Regions from separate parts of the Mus musculus genome. Here region 2 is linked to region 1. A link is a contact called in ENCODE Hi-C data. All regions are on one chromosome and are shown on one strand. The core of a region is the stretch at or near the end of the contact, and the rest is flanking DNA. Distances in the headings are between cores, read along the strand shown. Region 1 holds the start of Rtn4 (reticulon 4). Region 2 holds the start of Psme4 (proteasome (prosome, macropain) activator subunit 4).

Region 1 (7,591 bases), core at 1,914-4,413:
TGTTCAAAATGTGTCTCAGGGCCATGGGTCAGTGGCTACTTTCCTGGAAACCCAACCCTTATATGAGCTTCATTGATGTTCCTGGTTATTACACATGACATTTAGCACAGGTGGATTGTCACAGGGAAGTTGACAAAGCTTCATACATCATAGCAGGACGTTTTTGGGTTTTTTGTTTGTTTGTTTGTTTTGTTTTTTTGAGACAGGGTTTCTCTGTGCAGTCCTGGCTGTCCTGGAACTCACTCTGTAGACCAGGCTGGTCTTGAACTCAGAAATCCACCTGCCTCTGCCTCCCAAGTGCAGGACTTCTTCTGTATTCTCCATTCATCTGTTGGTAGATATGTAAATAGCCATTTCCTGGCTATTTGGATAGTGGGATTCCTTTTCCTGACTTAAATTTTTATTTTAGGTCCAACACTAATTATAAACATGACTGAAGAAATTGATCTCATTTCTGTTTTTACTCTTAGTAGTGAATGAATGTACTTTGAACCAAGACATTTATTAACCAGGATTACAAAGCTACATTTCATAAAATTCTATATATACAGAACCTAAAACCAGGGAAGTGTTAGGGAAAATCATGCAGGAAGCTGTTACAACTTCCACTTAAGCCAAAAATTATGTTTCAGTGTTTTGTTTTGTTTTGTTCCAGTACAAAGAATGCATGTAACTCAGCAGTGCACTTGAAAAAAGACAAGTCCTTTTCAGTAGGTGAAAGAGCTATGGCAGAAAGCTCTTGAAACAGGTTTTATGTTGGAACCCATCTTTCATATTCCAATATATATGCATATATATATATATCCATCTCTGGCCCTTTAACTTTTTCAAAGGGCATACATGATAGAAGGCAAATGTAGCCTGTTCCACATATGAGTTTAGGTAGTGATTAAGTGTTTTGCAATAGTATTAATACCATAGCACTGGAACTGCCTATTCTTCTGAGTAGTGACCCTTCCTTTACCTGAAAATGTATAGACAAACTTTGCACCTGCTTTGTTTGGTGCTGGTATAGAGTACATACCTAATGCATTGTATAAACCAATAAAGCATAAAATGCAAACACAGAATGGATACTAGTTCAAGAAACTTTTGCTATGTAATGAATCACCTAAAAAGGCAGTGGTTTAAAACAACAGTGACACATTATTTTTCATGATTGTATATTGGCTCTAGGATGAAGTCGCATTTTTTGAGAGAATATCACTATGGCTGGGATAGTTAGGTGTCTCTTTCAATGTCTCTTTTCTTCCAGAATGAATAGGACCAGAATGTGTATGAATGCTATGCGGTGTATATGTGGGACACCACGCAGGTGCCTGGCTCCTGAGGAAGTCATAGAGGGCTTCATATTTGCTGGAACTGGAGTTATGGAGAGTTGGAAATCACCATGTAGGTCCTTAGACTCAAACTTGGGCTGTTTATTTACTGCAAGAGCAGTAAGTTCTCTTAACTAGCCATCTTTCTAGCCCCATTACATTTTAAAAGTTTTTTTTAAAAAAAGATGTGTGTGAGTGTGTATGCTGTGATTATGAGCTGCTTGGATGCTGGGAACAGAACTCAGGTCTTGTTAAAGCCATTTCTCCAGCAACCCTCACCAACATCCACCCCACCCAATTCTTTCTTAAAACTTAAACTAAATCTAGGGTGATATTACTTTGTTGGGACTACAAATTTGCTTAAAAACCAACAAAATCCATGGCAATCAAATATCTTAGTTATTAGAACATGCATTTAAAAGTTTCTACAAGCTGCTTCAAAAAGAATACAAGTGAACTTGATAATATAGTGTACTCATCCCACTATATCCAAAATACTATCAATGCCAACATAAAACCAATGTGAAACAGAAATTATAACATTTCTTATAAATTCTGGGAATGTAGTGTGTATTTTATTCACAGAACACACTTCATTTCAGTGCTCAGGAGCTAAAAGCAGCCAGTTGCTTCAGTACTAGACAGTGCACATGTAGACTGAACAATTGGAATGCAGGCAATCCTCTCTCCAGAGTAGGCATGCAGCCAGTATTTTTGAAAAGTGTATAAGAAAGATAAAGGGACTCTGCAAACCTTGAAGCAAAGTTTTCTATGTTCTACCGTTTTCTTTCTTTCTTTCTTTCTTTCTTTCTTTCTTTCTTTCTTTCTTTCTTTCTTTCTTTTGATTTTTTGAAACAGGGTTTCTCTGTGTAGCTTTGGCTGTCCTAGAATTCACTTTGTAGACCAGGCTGGTCTCGAACTCAGAAATCCACCTGCCTCTGCATCCCAAGTGCTGGGATTAAAGGCATGTGCCACCACACCTGGCTACCGTTTTCTTTAAAGTGTAGCTTTGGGGGGGTGGGGGTGGGGGGGACCGCACATCAGGAGACATGCCATTCCAGCATATCAAACCAGTGAGTGTAGGGCTTCCCGACTCCTAGGAAGCCTGAATCATCCGGGATGTTGACTCATCAGCCTGAGGTGAGTGAAAAATAGTGAACCAATTTTGCCTTCCAAGGCATCTATTTCAACGTTCCTTCCCCCTTCTCCCTTTCTGGTGACTCATTCTCCGTGCACTTTTAGAGTCCAGCAGAATGCAAGGCCGAAAGCATTCTAAACAGTGAGCCCAGAGCTCCGGGTAATCTAGCACAGCTGTTTTGCCTACCTCATTCCAGGCCTGCAGTCTAGAAAGGGAGGGAACTTGAAAGTGTCAAATAAATGTTTTGTTTTTCTTTCTCCTTTTGAGGTGGTGGTAGTTATGCGTTGGGACCATGTCTGAAAATAAGTCTTTTATCTAAAAAAATCCGTAAGACCTAATTCAGTCTTGTTAGTACCTTTCTCCACTTTTTTTTTTTTTTTTCCCTTTTCGGGGAGGAAACTTTCCACTCCTAGGTCCCCAGGATAACGCCCTTCCACAGGCTTCTTGGAAAACTCTCCAAATCCTGGGACCGCAGCCCGCCCCCTTTTGGTAGACTAAAATCCCGCTGTAGGCAAGGCCAAGTCCCCGCCCCATTCCCCAACTACACTAGGTGGGGGTGGATCCCAGCTCCAAACCCCGCCCTCCGAACGCCACCAAGGAAGTATGGCAGGCTCCGCCTGCACCCTATTTCTATTGGACAACCCCGTGATCCATCTTCTCTATCCCGCAGCCTATTGGCTCTCTGTCCCCCGCGCCAGCCAGCCCTCCCCTGCCGGGAAGGTGAGTCACGCCAAACTGGGCGGAGAGTCTGCCCTCCTCTCTCAGTTGCTCATCTGGGCGGCGGCGGCTGCTGCAACTGAGGACAGGGCGGGTGGCGCATCTCGAGCGCGGAGGCAGGAGGAGAAGTCTTATTGTTCCTGGAGCTGTCGCCTTTGCGGGTTCCTCGGCTTGGTTCGGCCAGCCCGGCCTCTGCCAGTCCTGCCCAACCCCCACAACCGCCCGCGGCTCTGAGGAGAAGTGGCCCGCGGCGGCAGTAGCTGCAGCATCATCGCCGACCATGGAAGACATAGACCAGTCGTCGCTGGTCTCCTCGTCCGCGGATAGCCCGCCCCGGCCCCCGCCCGCTTTCAAGTACCAGTTCGTGACGGAGCCCGAGGACGAGGAGGACGAGGAAGACGAGGAGGAGGAGGAGGACGACGAGGACCTGGAGGAATTGGAGGTGCTGGAGAGGAAGCCCGCAGCCGGGCTGTCCGCGGCTCCGGTGCCCCCCGCCGCCGCACCGCTGCTGGACTTCAGCAGCGACTCGGTGCCCCCCGCGCCCCGCGGGCCGCTGCCGGCCGCGCCCCCCACCGCCCCTGAGAGGCAGCCGTCCTGGGAACGCAGCCCCGCGGCGTCCGCGCCATCCCTGCCGCCCGCTGCCGCAGTCCTGCCCTCCAAGCTCCCGGAGGACGACGAGCCTCCAGCGCGGCCTCCGGCGCCAGCCGGCGCGAGCCCCCTAGCGGAGCCCGCCGCGCCCCCTTCCACGCCGGCCGCGCCCAAGCGCAGGGGCTCGGGCTCAGTGGGTGAGTGCTGCTGCGCGTTACGCCCCTCCCTCTTTTGTGTCTTGGCCCGGGGGAGGAGGGGACGGGCAGGGCTGCTCGGGACCCTAGGGCTTTGTCTACGAGTGGCAGGGTGATGGCGCCCCCGCTGGCGGGAGGCGGGCAGAAGGGTGGGGCGGCCTCGGAAGCCTGGGTGCCTTCATTGTTTGTCGGGGTTTCGGGGAGCACGTGCACCGCTGCCAAGTCGCTGGTTCCCATTCCAGCACGAAGTTCTCGCCTATCAGCAGCTAGGAGTGTGTTGAAGAACTAGGATGGTGGATTCCTTGGGCTGGGCTGGGCTGGGCTGGGCTGGGCTGGGCTGGGCTGGGCTTGGAGGTGGGAATGGGAAGGCTGTGGTGCCCTAATCCCTTTATTTAAAGGATGGGCGTTTGTCGACCACTCTACAGTTTTTTTATTTTTTAGGGCCTGCCTTCCTTCCTGCCGGGCGTCGGGGGATCCCCTTGCACTAATCCCCTGTTTCTTTCTCCCTTTATTGGTGGGGAACTGGCCGAGCTGCTAACGTCTATACAGTAACCCAACTGCGGTGAAGGGGGAGCGAGCGCCTCCAGTGGCGTGGTTCCAGGAGAAAAGGGAAGGAGAGACTTTTGGTGAAGTTCTGCCACCGCCCAGTTCATTTGTGTTTAATGTGGTGATTCCTACACCAGCCTGAGAAACGAGATCTGGGCATTTTGTTCCGATGGGGCATAGTTATCCAGGGCCTCAGTTGTGCTGTAAAAGAAATTGCCAAATTTAATGGCATCTCTTAGCCTTTAAATGCATCGAGATTGACTTGTAGAGAAAAGGCAAAATGGTTGACCTTAAAAAGGGGCAAACCTGTGGATTCCTGGTCAGGAATTAGTTGAACTTGTGGTAGATTTATCCTGAGACATAATGAAATGTTTTAGGGCAAATGTTCCTATATTAGTTAGAAGTTTTTATAAGTATATGATTTACATTGACAAAATGCATTGAATATTGTTTTATTGCCCTTTTTATTTTGGAAAGGGAAAAAAATCAAATTTTGTAAAGAACGAGAATGCATCTTAAGTAGTTTATTACTTTGGGACAAAGTGTCTTGCTAGCAAAAAGCCTTTTTTTTCTTTTTGTAAAGTAAGGTAAAAAATTAAATGGTATAACTGCCTGCTGGGAAATTTTCACAACATTCCAGATCTAGGAGGTTTTATTTTTTTAGAGAAATAATATCACCCCAGAGCTTGCAGTATCTTTTTTATTACAATTAACTCTCTTATAATGGGGATAATGAATCAATAGAAGTGATCCTGGGTAACAATTCATTATGGGCACACCAAAGGCACTATTCAAAAACAACTCCTACAGTAAAGAATTTAGATGAAGACTGCCTTGTCTTTTCATTTTTATTTTCCTTTCCTTTTTTTTGAGGGAAACTAAAGTAGAAAAAAATAAAGTATTAAAATTTTAAACTGGAAACAATGATTGGCCAAACTATACTTTTCATTTTTTCTACTTTCATAGAAACAAGATAAATAGTTTTGTCCTTTGAATATGGAGGGGACTCAGGCAGCATCAGCATTTTCTTGAAATACTGACAAATTTTAGAAGATTTAGAAATACTAACAAAGTTTAGAAGACAAAAGAGGAATGTTGTCTACCCAGGAATTTTGTACTCATTGTGTTTTTTGGAAGCTTTATTCCCTTTATTGAACACAACAACAGTGAGTTGTGGTTGTTGATATTTAACTCATCGCAATACATTAGATTTCTTAATGCACTGAAGAGTTTGGCTATTGGCTGGTCCCTATTATTGGTTATCTAGGACACTTTACAAAGTTCTGGGCTTCCAAGGTGTGGCAGTAAGCAAGACTCATGCTCTCCTCATGGGGATAATACACAAAATAAGCACACAAAAAAGTACTAAAAATGATGGTGTTATGAAACGATAACAGCTTGAAGGGATGAGAATAACTGAAACATGTGTACCCTTTTTTTTTCTTCTTAAAGATCTATTTATTTTATGTATATGAGTACACTGTAGCTGTCTTCAGACACATCAGAAGAGGGCATCAGATCCCATTGCAGATGGTTGTGAGCCACCATGTGGTTGCTGGGAATTGAACTCAGGATCTCTGGAAAAGCAGTCAGTGCTCTTAACCGCTGGGCCATCTCTCCAGCCCCATGAGGACCCTTTTCAAGGTTGCTTGATGATAGGAAAAAGAACTAAGGTTTGAGCTGCAGAGAAAAAATATATATATAAAGGAATTCCTAGGGCAAAGACCCTGAAGCAGGAGTGAGCTTGTTTATTAACTAAGATTATTAAGGAAAACTTATGCAGAGTCAGGTAGTTAGGAGCCTCTGGGGTCACGGTAATAAGTATGGCTTACAGAAATAGTATTTTAGGAATATGCTACTTGAATAATTACATTGTGATTTTGGAGCAAAAATGTAGTTTTGAAGGTTTATAGATGATTATAATAAAGACAAAGGTGAAAGCACTCTGTCCATGGTTAGAATAGACAAACTGGGAGAGGCTATATATAAACCCCTAGCAACTGTGTTTAACACTGCTATTTACATTAGTTTTTTTCCTTAACTCTGATATCCTTCAGTTAGTAAGTTATAGTTTTCCTGAATTGCAGTATCTCCATTGTAATGTATTGAGACCTGTACCTTTTACTTGATGACCATTTTTCTAGAAAGAATGGTTCATTTGTTCTAAGGAAACTTAGAGATTGATTTGAGGAAAGTGCAGACATCAGTTGACCATTTTTCTAGAAAGAATGGTTCATTTGTTCTAAGGAAACTTAGAGATTGATTTGAGGAAAGTGCAGACATCAGTTAAGATGACTAAGCTGATCTTTAGACACATTGGTAATGTGAATGAAAGTGTGTGATAGATTAACTGGAATTCTGAAGGGTATTAAGTCAAAATAAAGGAATCTGGATCTTATTATCATACTTTAATTCATAGTCTGCCGTGTCAAGCTGCTTTTATATCATGAAATCAAAATGGTTCTTCAAAAAAAAAAAAAAAAAAAGATTTGTGTACGTGCACAGGCCAGAAACAGGAGGGTATCTCTCTTGTTGAGTACAGATATGTTGGTATCCAGCTTGATAATGAGATTTTATGAGTTGGTTAGTCTGTTTTGTTTCGTTTCAAAAGAAAAAAGATTTATCAAGCTTCTGGTGATGGTGGTTTCAAGGCATGGCATCTGTCATCTACTTGGCCATGGTAAAAACCTTGTAGATAATGTCACAGTGGTGAGAGCCTGGACTAGAGGACCACAATTACATGGTGAGACAAGGAACCTGGGAGGAAGTAGGAACCAGTCTTGGCCTTTTATAACCATCATCTTGTGAGAACTCAGGTTCTAGTAGAACCTTTATTCTTCCTGGGATTACAACCCAGATTACAACCACTTCCCAGTAGGCTGTTCTCTTTTTGTCCCTGGGTATTGAATTGATGGCCTTGTGTTCTATAGTGAAGCCACTACTGACTGACTCACTTCTCCAACCTCTGCACTTTTAATATTAATGTAAGTTCTTTTATTTTGTGACTTGGGGTCTTTCTGCCACAGCTTATTGAATATCTGGAATTACAGGTTTGGGTATACAGGCCCACCTGTGGTCCCCACTTCTTA
Region 2 (7,591 bases), core at 2,463-4,962, 1.1 Mb after region 1:
TGTGTGCGTGTGTGTACTTGTGTATGTGTGTGTTCATATATTCATGCACGGTTATGAGTATGGTTTTATGTCACAAACTAGGAAGGAAGTCATGACATAGAGAAAAGAGGGTTTACAGAGGCAGAGAAAGGCAACAGAGCACATGTGACTTGAAAGCAGAAAGGGGGATGGGTCCTAGAAGGGCAAAGGTATTGAAAAGAGGTAAAATAGTAACATACATTTTGTTTGAAAAATGCATCAATTAAACCTAATATTTTGTGTGCATAAATGTCTTCCCTATACAAGTTTGGAAACCTAAGTTGGATCCCTGGAATCCACGTAAAGGTAAAAGGATAGAACCAACTCCCCAAAAGCTGTTTCTCACTTCTACATGAACACCATGACATAGATATTCACAGCATATGTGTAAGAGAGTAAGGAACAAGAAAGAAAATCTACCTGGGCTACCAAGGTCAGCCTGGTCAACTTGAAGGCTGCTTTATAGACAGTAAAAAGGTCTGGAGATATAGACCAGTAGCTGGGTGGTGGAGCACTTTACCTCACTCAGTCCTCAGTATCATACACACAAGGAAACAACAAAGCACCTACTGTCAGAACACAGTCCAAGAACGGAGTAATTAAGAATTCTGAGTGCTTGTGAGAAAACTCCAAGAAGTCAAGACAAAAGTCTGTGACCTCAGTTTCTTAAAAACAGAATTGTTCTTGAAATGTGTTTTCATGTTCCTCTGAGGTGTAGTGGATAGGAGTGAGTTTACTTCACCTGTTCTTACTCATGTCCCCTATGGGAAAAAAAATCATGGTTTTGTCATATGTGGCTTGTTGTTGTGATTCCTCTTAACATTCAAGGTATAAACTGTCTAATGCTCTGAATAAACTTGGCTAGTGCACAAGACTTTAGTCTGCCTCATTTTTAGACCTCCTACCTTCTTATTGCTGTTTGTATTTTTTTAAGACAGGATCTCACTCCTGCTGGCCCAGGAGTATGCAGTCCACACTGGCCATGTTTTTTATGGCTCAGCTATTCCATTGTGGTTCACCTTCTCCCTCCTGTATATGCTTCTTATTCCATGGAGGCTCCTTTCTGCTTCTCCTCCTTCCTTTTCCTCTTGGTCCCAAGCCCAGAAAACCTAAACCCCACCTACATCTCTTCTCCCCAGTTATTGGTTGCTGGCATCTTTATTTACCAATCAGAATTAACTCGGGGCAGGGACCCTCAGTGTCTTACCTACAGACTAACTTGTCTTTGGGGCAAACAGTTTTAGAGGGCCCAAATTAACATAAAAATACAAACAACATTAGACCAACTACAAATAATCAATCCCTGTAAGTCATTCACAGCATGAGCACATAGAAAGAAACGAATGTAATATAAAACATTTTAATGTGAAATTTTCTTACATGTGGTACATACCAGAAATTGCAGGGTTGCCCAAGGTTCAAGGCCAGTTTGGTTTACATAGTATTATAGTCCACGAGTCACCTCACAAACTACACAAATACAGATTTTAGTCAGACAGGCATAGTTTATTGATCATTCAACCCAGGAATGATTGATCAGGGTCATAGACCAGACTTAGAAGAGCCAAGATCCTACAGAGCTCTTCCTTTTTTTCTTTCTCCCCATCCCCTTTGTTATTTTTTTTTTAAATTGGATATTTTATTTATTTAAATTTCAAATGTTATCTCCTTTCCAGGTTTCCCCTCTGGAAACCCCTTATCCCATTTTTCTTCCCCCTGCTTCTATGAGGGTGTTCTCCTACCCATCTACCCACCCACCTACAGAGCTTTTAAGCTTTTAAACCCGCCAAGTTAGTTTACCAATCAGTATTTAGGGATAGGGGATTTCCTTGGCAACATATCTTTGCTGTCCATTTATCCAGCTCCTATTGGTTGAGGTATTCAGCTGTGATAGAGGACTTGCCTTGCTTAACTTCAACACTCACGTCTTAACTTGCCAACCAGGATGCTAGTTACCCATGTACATGTCTCTTTCTGCCAAGTAGGATGTCAGTTCCCTGGGCCGTCTTGGGAAGTTAAACTTTACTCAATCTCTACTCAAAATGGAAGTCTTATTCCAAATAGCTTCTTTTATTGGTGTAGGCCTCTCTTTTATGTTGGGGTCTATTCCAGGGGCAGCTTATAAAAGCAAAAACCATAAAAGGTCATACACAGGTGCAAGAAGTGCTGTCTGGTGGTTGGTTCCAGTCCAAGGTTATTGCTGCTAACTATACAAAGCAGTTCTAACTGACTTATATTGTGGTTGGTTTCCAAGAACACCAAAACACAGAATGCCCCATCAACTCGGGCATGAGAAAGTTTCCTTATAATATTAGTAACAGCACAAAATGGGTGGCTAGACACAGGTCTTAACACATAGCAGTTTCATAATAGCCATGGCTACAGAGTAAAATCCAGTCTCAAAACAAAAACAAAAACAAAAAAACTAAAACAAAACAAAAAACCACAAACAAAAAAACAAAACCAAAAACAAAAACTAAAAGAAACAAAAGTAAATTTTATTATGCTGCCCTTAGGCTTATTGTTTTTTAGACATTCTCTTTTGAGATGGTGACTTTTTTTGTAAAATATTTTCTTGAAGATCTAGGGATGGAACTCAGCTTAGGAAAGAGGCCAACCACTAGTAGAACTCATAGACCAGCTGGTAATCCTTGTCTGTTTTTTCAGTTAGTTAGTTAGTTTGTTTTGTTTCGTTTTTTTGTTTAGCTCAGGTTGGCTTTAAGCTACAACCCTCCTGCTCTTGAGTTTCCAAATGCTGGGATGACAGGCGCATGTTACAATGTCCTCTCTTAGAAATTTCTTGTTATTTTTAAGATCAATCTCAATTCTCCAGCATTTACTTCTTAGTCTCAATACATGTATTCACTCCCTTCTGGCAAGCAATCTTTAACCAGCCTGAATCTTGAGTTATCAGAAAGCAAGCTTGCAGCCTCAGTCTTTTCTGTCAGCTGATAATTATTTCTTCCTCCTTTCTTTATCGAAATAACATTGCCATCAACCTTACAGATTAATTTAAAAATAACTTCTATGAAGGTGATATGCCTTCATTTAGAATTCCCAGGTATCTCGGTACTTATCCAGTATTTACCAATGCATTATCTTGTAATTTATTAGTTTGTTGCCAGGAAAGGCCTCTACGTCCTTAAGGGCAGAACTAGGCGTTCTTAAACTTTCTATAGGGACCTTAAATGAGAAGATGACACACAAAGTATATTTGTTGAGTAACTTTTTTGGAGGGTGGACGGGGAAATATCAGAAAGGTGGGGGGTAAAAGGACAGAGGAACACAGGGTACTATTGTGTATACAGATTCTTCCATACACGTTTTTTTAAAGATAGTGTCTCCTGTTGCCAGTAGGAAGCAGAGGTTGGCCTAGAACTCTTTGTGCTCATACTGCTTCGCTGTCCACACTCCCGCCCCCGGCTGGGATACAAGCTGCTCTTCCGTAAACTGGCCCAGAAGAGAGGATACTGAGCGTGGAGAGGTAGTCGGATTCCGTGTCTCTGGATCCTGCTGGAGCAGAGTAGGGTCTCTTGTTTCTCGCCGGCAGCCTCGCGTGGCAACCCCAGTCGCTGACACCAAACTCGGCTGACTGCAAGAAAGCAGCCAGGTTACCTCCTCCCCGCCTCCGTGGCCCCGCCCCGGAAGTGACTTGAGGCCGGTCCGGAACCTCCCGGCGCTGCGGCTGCAGCGTCACCAGAAGAGCCGGAGGGGTCCGGGCCGAGCAGCCGCTGCCACCGCCAACGAACCGGGTGCCGCGCGGGGTCCAGCAGCGCGCCGGGCAGCCGGGGCGGGAGGGGGGCCCAGCGGTCGGGCCGAGGGCGAGGCGACGCGGACGAGGCTGAGCCCGCAGCGGGGCGGGGGCCGGGGCCGGGGGTCGGGCCGGGGGCGGCCCCGGGCTAATGGAGGCTCCGGAGCGGGCGGGCGGCGGGGAGCCCCCCGAGCCTGGCGGGCGGCCGGTACTGGGCCCGCGGGCCTTCGTCCCGCAGAAGGAGATCGTGTACAACAAGCTTCTGCCCTATGCCGAGCGGCTGGACGCCGAGTCCGACTTGCAGCTGGCACAGATCAAGAGCAACCTGGGCCGGGCCGTGCAGCTCCAAGAGCTGTGGCCCGGGGGCCTCTTCTGGACGCGGAAACTCTCCACGTAAGTGGGCTGAAGCCGTCGGCGGGCCGGGCTCTTTGTCTGCGCTGCTGGTGCTGCTCAACTCTGTTCTGTCCAGACGGCGCTGACCTGGTGCAGGATTCCAGGGGCGCGGCCGAGTCCGGGGAGACCCAGTCTCCTCGTTGCTTTCCGTGGGACTTCTGGGTCCTGTCGGTCGCCTCTCACGATCAGCGTTCTGGTCCTTTCTCTTGACGTGCCAGGCTCTGGGGAGCCACAGGCGTACCCGGGCATAGGGACGAGCGGCTCCCATTGGTTCTCCCTGGGGTTCTGCGCTTGGAGCTGCGGGATAGAGAGCTTCGGTCTTTGGGGAAGCGACTCCTGTCCTTGCTTCTGTGGTTTTTTTGGGTTTGTTGTTTGTTTTTTGTTTTTGTTGTTGTTTTGTTTTGTTTTTCCTTCCTCGTCGATCCACTTTACACTTCTTACCGTAGGAAGTAGGGACAGTAAGAGGTTGTGTGTGTGTGTGTGTGTGTGTGGTGTGTTTTTCTGTGTTACTATGTTTCTTGGGGGTCTGGGTTGCTGTTCTGGCTTCCTGGATTTAATTGAAACGATTCGTTTCAAATGGACAGTCAGCGCATTCTCGGATTGAGTAGACGTTGAGAATGTTGTCTTAGAATTCTAGGAAAAGTGTATGTTCCTGTTGTGACATTTCCTCGGTCACGACTTCGCTTATTCTAAGGCAAATAGTGAAGAGCGCTGTTAGGTTGATCCCGGGCTTTGTTGGCCAGACTGTGTGGTTTTGAGTTGGTTAGTTCTTTTGTTTTCCGTACGCACTAGCCGCAAATTATAGCGTCATTAGAATTAGAACGGGGGAAAAGTAATGATGGAGCAAAAAGTTTGGAGAGGTCATTTGCTCTATGCGCGCCTTTACTTTGGCAGAACTTATTATATAAGATTTTTGCTGTTTTGTTTGGTACGCTACATATAATTTGGTAAGACTATGTTTATGCATATGGTTACCGATAAGTGATTGCACAGGGCATGTCATTTGTGTTCCCCAGAATCTGCTGAGTGAGCTGGGTGATGACTCAGGGTTTTATAATACAATAGTGGGCTGTATCTCTCTTCGGGATAATTTTTATGTGCTAATTATTGGGGGGCTTCTGACAAGTTTTTTGTACTCTTCAACCGAGTGAAAAGAGCTCTTTTACTTAAAAGATGCAAAACTAAAGCACTTAATTTGTCTTTCTTAGAGTGACCATAAAGTGGTCACGATTAACAGCTCTGTTGAGTGGATTATAAAGAAGTTTATGGTATTAAGGATCCATAAATGTGGAGATCAATGTAATCAAAGAAAACCCTCTTTTTAAAGGATTAAAATTGAGTTACTTTGTGTGTTCTCCTTAGGTGTTTGTGTAACTTGAACACAGTAAAAATGAAGTTTGTTAGTCACTTTGATAGACTTGCCAAGGAATATTGTTTTCAGGGAATATATGCAACTTTTCTTTGGTGTATAATATGTGTATGTATATGCCAATTTGTGAAGACATCCAGCTTGGATTTATAAGCACAGTTAAATGTTTATTTTCCAATATCTGGTTAATGAGTTTGGTAAATTAGCACTAGGCTTTGTTGCTGTTTTGCCTAAAGTACAAGTATTACCAAGAAATAATAATGGAGTTACCATGCTTGATGTGTAGAGCAGTATTGCTGTTTAGATGGCTTAATGGTGGTGGCTCCTGTTTTCTGTAAATAACCTGCAACAAGTGCTGTCATGTAGACTTTAATTTTGGAATAGTGGTTAAATACTGGAAACTAATTCTTGGAATTGCGTTGCCATGTGACACTTTGAATTTGATAGGGCACACTGTGGTCTTGGGTGTGTGTTTTCTTCTCGAAGACGAATTAGGGTGACATGTTTGTGTATAGTTGTGCTCACCCTCCCCAGTTTAAAAGCCTAGTGTTGTGCTTAACATCTATATAATCCTGAAGTAATCATGTTTGCCATGTTCTAGAAGAAATGGAGTAGATTTCATTTTTTCCTCACCAATTCTGAAGATATGAGAAACTTATTTAATCATGTCCTTTTGCTTGCTTGTAAATGAAATGAGAGTGTTTCCTGGGAACTATTTTTGCTCTGATGTTATATCATTTTGCTACTTATTAAATATTTAAAAAGGAGTTATGATACCCTCTCCCTCCCAGTAAGGTTTTAGGTAGGCTTGGCTGGCCTGGAACTATCCGTAGGATGGCCCTACCCATTTGCTCTTCCCGATGATGGAATTACCAGCATGAGACACCATGGCTGGCTGGCTTTTGAGACAGGATCTCTAGTAGCCCTAGAACTGTTCCAAACTTGCTGGTCTTAACTCCCGACCCCTGCCTTAACCTCCCAAATGCTAGCCAGCAGTTAATCATTCAGAAATAGCAAGTTTACCTTTGACTTGCTAATTGGTTCTTTGTGCCAGAACCTCATTTTTGGTTCTCATTTTTTTAAATGCAAAACTTTTTGCCTTACACATTTTCAATATTTTTTACTCTATTATTATTCTTGTTATTGTTATTATTATTATTATTATTATTATTATTTATGTGTAGGGGTAGTCAGAGGACAACTCTAAGGAACAGTTCTCTCCTGCTTGGCTTCCTGGGATCAAAGCCAGGTCTTTAGGGTTGTTGCCAAATTGCTTTTGCCTGAGGATCCATCTTGTTGACTCTGAATATTTTTATTATGGAAAATATCGAACATATAGAAGAGGACAATAACATAATGAACACCACTTACCAGCAATTATCAAGCCATAGTGAGTTGGAAAATTTGTGATTGATTTTACTTCTGAGTTCCCCCTCTATCTCCATTACTTTGTCTAAGGTTTACTATAATCAAACCTTATGGCAGAACACTTTTAAAAGGCTGATATATGTCTTGCTACATGTGCACTTGTGCCATTACATGCTCGAATAAGTTAGATAAATAAAGATTTACCATATGGATTTTAGGGCTTGAAGTCAGGTTATCAGGCTGGGTAGAAAATAACTCACCAGTCTAAAAAGGGTTTATTAATGATTTTTCATACAGCATCTTTTATCCTTTTAGAAATTAGACTCAGTTCAGGGGCAATAAGTATAGCATGGAATTACTTCTGTTTTAAAAATGAAAACACCGAGACAAATAGGTTAAACAATATAGTAGAAGTAGCATTAATCTTTTTCTAATACTTTTTTTTTGTTCTTTTAAAGGATTAAGAAGTGTTTTTGATTTGTGAGACATATCAGTGAAAGATTTCTGCCTTTCAGATGCTCCAACATGCAGTTTCTCTTAGTGTCCCGTTTATTATTGTTGTTGCTGTTGTTCAGGACACACCAGCAAAGGAGTAGCTCTACCAAAAAAATTGGTGAGAAATATGATTTCTAAATGAAGCCTTTTAAATATATATAATTAACTCCTGTATTGAGGCATCAAGAAAGGCAGTC

What was found. Hi-C counts contacts between places; a loop is a spot of excess contacts on that map.
Region 2: a loop to region 1 is called in a map of T-helper 1 cell, with 9 times the contacts of the local background. The contact joins the promoter of Psme4 here to the promoter of Rtn4 in region 1. A Hi-C loop is called at or near these places in 2 of 37 maps with a recorded cell type or tissue (T-helper 1 cell and T-helper 2 cell).

The regions. Positions count from the first base shown.
Region 1 is chr11:29,689,735-29,697,325 of GRCm38, forward strand. It overlaps Rtn4 (reticulon 4), which reads left to right and starts at 3,164. Exons shown (of 9, transcript NM_194054.3): 1 at 3,164-3,959. The coding sequence starts at 3,455. It also overlaps the pseudogene Gm12093.
Region 2 is chr11:30,768,063-30,775,653 of GRCm38, forward strand. Psme4 (proteasome (prosome, macropain) activator subunit 4) reads left to right here and starts at 3,713. Exons shown (of 47, transcript NM_134013.3): 1 at 3,713-4,162. The coding sequence starts at 3,921.